2 separate regions of the Mus musculus genome follow, and region 1 is linked to region 2. A link is a loop called in an ENCODE intact Hi-C map of the cell type or tissue named here. Cell type or tissue: left cerebral cortex. All regions are shown on one strand. Links, peaks and the distances in the headings refer to the core of each region. The heading gives the core; the rest is flanking DNA. Region 1 overlaps LOC115488350. Region 2 overlaps Thrb (thyroid hormone receptor beta).

Region 1 (2,804 bases), core at 128-2,627, 66 kb after region 2:
CTTCCGGGCTGTGCTCCCTGCCACTGCCCGAGCAACCCTCCACTCGAGTGCCCTGCGCACCTGCCGCTTATGTGCAAATGTCCCCCGCTACGACTCTGCGGTAACGGCGCCTTGTGCGCCACCCTCCCCCGGGGTCACGTAGCTGCGGGTCTGGTGGACACGCGTCCACCCACCCAACTGCAGGAGCGTGGAGGATCCATTTGAGCCATCATTCTTTTAGTTGAAGAGGTAGGAGTGTGACAGGGGGTGGGGTAGGGTATGAATGACAGGAGATAGAGGGGATCTCCAGGGGCACAACCCTCCTGAGTCGCCCGACAGGCGCGGCAGGTGTCACCGCGCTCCTCCTTCCGCCCCCAAACCACTTGTGGTGCGCTTGGAAACACGGGGCGCTCAGATCCTCCTGTGGCTCTGGACGCTCTGCTCCCCCACACCAATGGGCAATGCCTTGCTTGCCCTAAATGAGAAGTGCCCCCCCCCCCCAACACCTCACTGAGTGTGTTCCGGGTTGGTTCTACAAGTAGGGTTTAAAGGGACACCTCGTTATTTCGCCTCTGTCCTAGAAATATAAGTACAAAACCAGAAGACAAAAATAATCTCCACCCTGGAAGGGTTCTGCACTTGCAAGCATAGCGCTGAAATGTCCATACCTCAAGTTCCGAAGGTCAGGTTGGGAGAAAACAGCGGGCGACAGTGTGCTGTTCCAGATGACCCAGGCAGTCTTCCAGCTACGCCTTGGAGGTAGGTTTTATTGGAAAAACGCAGAGTGCTCAGAGAACTCGCAGCCAATGGGAAGTTAACAATTGCGACAAAACTACTTTGATTAAGGACCGAATACAATTATGTTCTTATGAACACTGTTAAAAAAAAATACCTTGAAAAATCTTTCTTCAACATACTCTTGTAACACGGTATAAAAGGGAATGATGTCTAGATCATTTTAAAGAGTTGTCTAGATTTCCCCACGGGTGATAAGGCCCCCCCGGGGGTGTTATTTGGGCAGTCCACAGGAAAGGAAAAAGAAGAAAGGCCAACACACCTCCTGTCACAGCATTAACAACTGTGGCGAGTCAGAAGCAGGACTCAGGAGAGAAAGCAGCTGCTAGAACGTTGCCTTTCCCCGCGGCCAGCACAGACTCGGCTGCCCTTTGAATTCTTTGTAAGAAATCCGTGTTTTATTCCTCACCCGGAATGAAGCTTCACTAAGAACTTGCCGGCTCTAGAGTGAAGGTTGTTTTGCAGGCGAGTTCCTGGGCTTTGCTCCAAAGCTGCCTTGGGAGGTTTTGGTTGGTTTGGAGGAAAGCTGCAGCTTCTCCTACCCAGTTCCTAACCAGACAGCCCCCTGGTGGCTGCAAGGAAAAGCCTGGCTTGGCCCAGGTCGGGGGGGGGGGGGGGGGGGGGGGAGACTTGTGAACAGCTCTGTAATAAGTTAGAAAGGGGAATTCAAGAGGCCCCTGGGAAACCCGGAATCCCTGGACGTTATACTTCTAGTATAATTCTGAGCTATGTTTTTTCTTAAATTCTTTCTGAAGAAAACCACATACTAAAAATGAACTATAACAACAACATCAAAAGATTACTTTTCTTTGTTCAGATGGTTTTGTCTGATTTCATTTTGCTTGGAAAGTTATGAAATGAGAATCAGTGAAAGTATTAAACGGCTTACAAGACTGGTTGTAACAGTGTTATATAATCGCAACGCTCCAACAGGAAATTTGGTAGGATTCTATTTGAATGGGTATTGAGAGAGCAGAGCTGGTGGGGTGGTGGTAAGGGGTTACCATAAGAATCTGTTACACAACACAGTGTCATGGGAATTCTCAGAGTCATGAGAACTCCTGGGAAAGCAAAAGATATCCTAACCTGGGAGCACAGGGTCTCAGGTGCCATCTTTGCTGGCTTGTGATGCACAGTTGCTTATTTTCAGAACCTAGGATCACAGTTCACCTACACCATCCTCCTGACCAGTCTATGAATTTCAAACTGATGATTCCAGTCAAGGAAGAAAGCCATCTGTTTGTTTCCTAAAGAACTATTAGGCAAGAAAGAGTATGAAACATGAAGCCCAACAAGAGCATGCATGGGTCACAGTGCAACTGGCCATAGATCTTTATTGAACATGGTAAAATGTGTTTTTAAAAATATTCTCTCTTAATTCCTGCATTTGTGAGCACTGCTTATCTTTTTAGCTTTCTTATATGACTACACTTTGTCCCTACCTACTGCGCCTGTGAATCAGAATCCAGTGGGAGAAATAAAGCACAAATTAGAATTGACCAGTTATCAAAGATGGTAGTTATGACAAGGAATGCCATGTGGGATTGGGTGTGGAGTGGGGCCATCCTCTAAGAACTCAGACACAGGAAGTTCTTGAAGGTTTGTGGAGTTGTGGACAGATTTCCTGAGGGGGGTGGAACATTAAATCATTTCATTAACCAAACAGCTTTCTCTGGAGCCTGCTGCTCTGCCCTGAGACCTAGCCCTGGAGAATCTAAATCGTTACGTTCATTATATGAAAGTCCCAGGCATTCTGGCCTAAAATTGTAAACTCCCCCCACCCCCCACAGCCTTTGACAGACCACTTAGGGAAGATGACAGTTTCAAAACCAATGGGTGGCAGTGAGAAAGACACAAAGTCATCTTTTAGTGTCTCTGGGGTACCATTCCAGTGTCCCTCCATAGCTATTGGGATCTGCAGGTGACTTAACTCCATATGTAAAATGGCATAGTATTTGCATGTAACCAACATTTAACTTCTCTGACCTGTGTCTCACCTCTAGATTAAATGCTATGCAAATAGGTATTAT
Region 2 (2,804 bases), core at 69-2,568:
CAGAAGAATCTGTTTACTCAAGTGTTTCATGTCTTATGATTTTTTTTTTTTTACTAAATTTTGGCACCATTGAAAAGTGGAAATCATTTCTGAAATCATAAGCTCAATGAAAACATTGCCAATTTGAAGATGTAAATTTCACATTAAATATATTATGCAATGGTTGTTGCACTTCAAATTACACACACATACCACAAAACACACACACAAAACACATACAAACACACCACACACACACACACCACAAACACATACACCACACACATAAACACAACACACACACACACACACACACACACACACACACACACACACACATACACACACCCCTTCTGAAAATGAAGATTATTGGACTTTTGCCTCCAACAAAGTTTTAAATGAGTAGGACAAGGACTTGGGCTGTAACTGGCATAGGAAGAGATTCTAAATGAAAGACTGCACAGAGAAATCAAGAGGAGAGCCATATTTCCCTCACAGGTATGATGGTTCTCTAAGATATCCAGCAAGTTTTCTGCTTCTTTTTTATTCCTTTGCTATTGTTTCCAGCACTAGAGAACAAACAAAGCGGGAAACTGGTGTACCACAAAGCTTTGCCTCATTCTCTAGCCAAGGCTTAACAAATTTCTGGAATTGTCATTTCCTCCTTTCACAGGTACAACAAATTCAACACTCACAATAATGGCACACTGATCAAAGAACTATTCATTGGCAATGTTAGGGGTTGGCAAATTGGTGGCATAGGACAACTTGTACTACCCAAGACAGACAGCATTTATCAAATGTTGCATTTTCATCAATGGAGTCAAGTCCCACAATTGTGAAAGGATTTCTAATCAATATCAGAGCAATCGTTAGGACACAAACATGAAGGACTTGCTCATAGGGTATCAAGGTGGAAACAAAAGAGTTAAAACATCATTGAGAAATACTGAGACAATGGAGTGAGTTACAGTTTCCTCCCATGCATGGTACACTTCTCTAGCTTTAGGCAGCTCTCAGCAGCCCAGCCAGCTTTCTGAATTCTGGAGTCAGATACTAACACCCATGAACAGGTGTGAAAACTTCCAACACATGGGGTATGTCTCTCCACTCCCTTGCTTAAAAATTCTTTTCTAAATGTAAATCCAGTGGCTACAGTGAGAGCTCAGTGGGAAAGAGCAATGGTTGTTCTTCCAGAGGATCCGGATTTACGTCCCAGCACCCACCTAACAGCTCACAATGTTCTACAACTACAGTTCTAAGGAATCCACAGCAACTATATGCATGTGGTGCACAGATAGACACAGAGCCAAAACACCCATACATCAAACAAACAAACAAACAAACAAACAAACAAACAAACACAGGCTAAAAAAAGAAGTATTGCAAAACCAGTCCAGGCTTTTTCCTGAGTGATAAAAGCAGGCTGACTGCGAATCTGATTCTGGTGCAATCCTTTGGCTGCAGATGTCAGATATTTGTCTCCTGGTTTATAACTGAAACTCAAGAAGCCAAAACCTTAGCCAAGGCTCAAGAAAAAAGTAGGAGTAACGTGTGCAGAACTAAGAACCTTGACACGATTAGTTTATCTTTTGTGAACTCTTTTAGGGTCATTTGTGAGATCAGCTTTACCCTGAGCTCCCTTGGCAGATATCAAACTTTACATTATTGTTAAATACTTACCTTTCAATACAGATTGGTATGAAGTATAAGAGATAGAAAAATTGCTTCAATTTAATACCCTGTATTCATTTCTTAACCACAGAGCAAACTAGAGAGGATCAAAGAGCACAAGGGCCCCTCCTTATGTCTTCCCCATTGTGTCACTTTATGTGGTAAGTGGTATACCTGGATCACAGGGTTGTACTGAGCAGTAAATCATATGAATGGCATGAACACCTACCTGTTTTATAGGAAGTCTCAGCAAATGTCGGCTCACTTTCCCTCTCTTCTGGCTTTTAGGGTTCTGATTGTTAGCCAGAACTAGAACCCATTTGTGCAATCCCCGAGAAATGGAGATTCAGGGCCACTGATTCAAAATCAACTAAGAGTTTCAAGATGGTGCCAGAAGAGAAATAACCAACCTTCAGGCCATAGCACACACAGCCAGCCCCACCATGAGACCACCTGAAACCTTCCATTCTGTAGCCTTCTGACTATACAAGGTCCCTATACCTAAAGCTCTTCTTTGCCTACTTGTAAAATTATTTTTAAAAAATAATGTTTTTTTTACGGGGTTGTGGAAATCTAGTAGCAAAATTTTAGAAAAGAATAAACACATTTTATTTATAAGTGTACACATTGTTAGTTTGTGTTTTGATAAGAAAGTACAAGAATAAAACTAACTCCAGTTTCACTAATAATGCAAATATTATTCTGTAGTAATATTAACACTATGATATAATTTGTTTTACAGAAAAAAATTATATTGTTTCTGAGTCTTTTAAACCTGTGCTCTCCCCCCACCCCAGTATATTTTTTATGTCTTACTATTTTATGAAATGCTTTTAACATCATATTTTCAAAGTTGCCTTGAGGTCCATCTTCCCAAATCCTTCTGACTTCAGATATCTGTCCAGCAAGTACCTGGGGGTAAATGCAGGGTTTCCGTTTCTGTGTGTGTCTCTGTCCTCTGACTGTATGTCTCTGTCTTTCTGTCTGTCTATCGCTGTCCTCTGTCTGTTTCTGTCATCTCTGTCTCTGTCTCTCCCCCTCCTCTGTGTGTGTGCACACTTGAGCATGTGTGTGTGTGAACATGTGTGTGTGTGTGTGTGTGTGTGTATGTATGTGTGCATTTAAATCATTTTATCAGAAAAAAAACCCTG

The links. A loop is a pair of places that touch in the nucleus more often than their neighbours do. Peaks named below come from ENCODE experiments on the same cell type or tissue, not always from the same donor. Only the 100,000 strongest peaks of a DNase experiment are listed, where the experiment ranks them.
Region 1: a loop joins it to region 2, with 2.2 times the contacts of the local background. A loop is called at or near these places in 4 of 42 quality-filtered maps.

The regions. Positions count from the first base shown.
Region 1 is chr14:17,657,688-17,660,491 of GRCm38, reverse strand. It overlaps LOC115488350, which reads left to right. Exons shown (of 3, transcript XM_030248233.1): 2 at 1-228; 3 at 561-576. The coding sequence ends at 204. It also overlaps a transcript of Thrb not described here. Among named protein-coding and RNA genes, the nearest start is that of Thrb, 1.9 kb to the left of the region's middle. In left cerebral cortex, for the core only: a CTCF peak has its summit at 1,325 (motif pointing left); DNase peaks (open chromatin) are centred at 255, 653, 1,254 and 1,797; H3K4me3 peaks cover 1,197 bases; H3K27ac peaks cover 1,574 bases.
Region 2 is chr14:17,723,426-17,726,229 of GRCm38, reverse strand. The region is part of intron 1 of Thrb (thyroid hormone receptor beta); the gene reads right to left. Among named protein-coding and RNA genes, the nearest start is that of Thrb, 64 kb to the right of the region's middle. In left cerebral cortex, for the core only: no CTCF peak of the experiment used is centred there; a DNase peak (open chromatin) is centred at 1,053.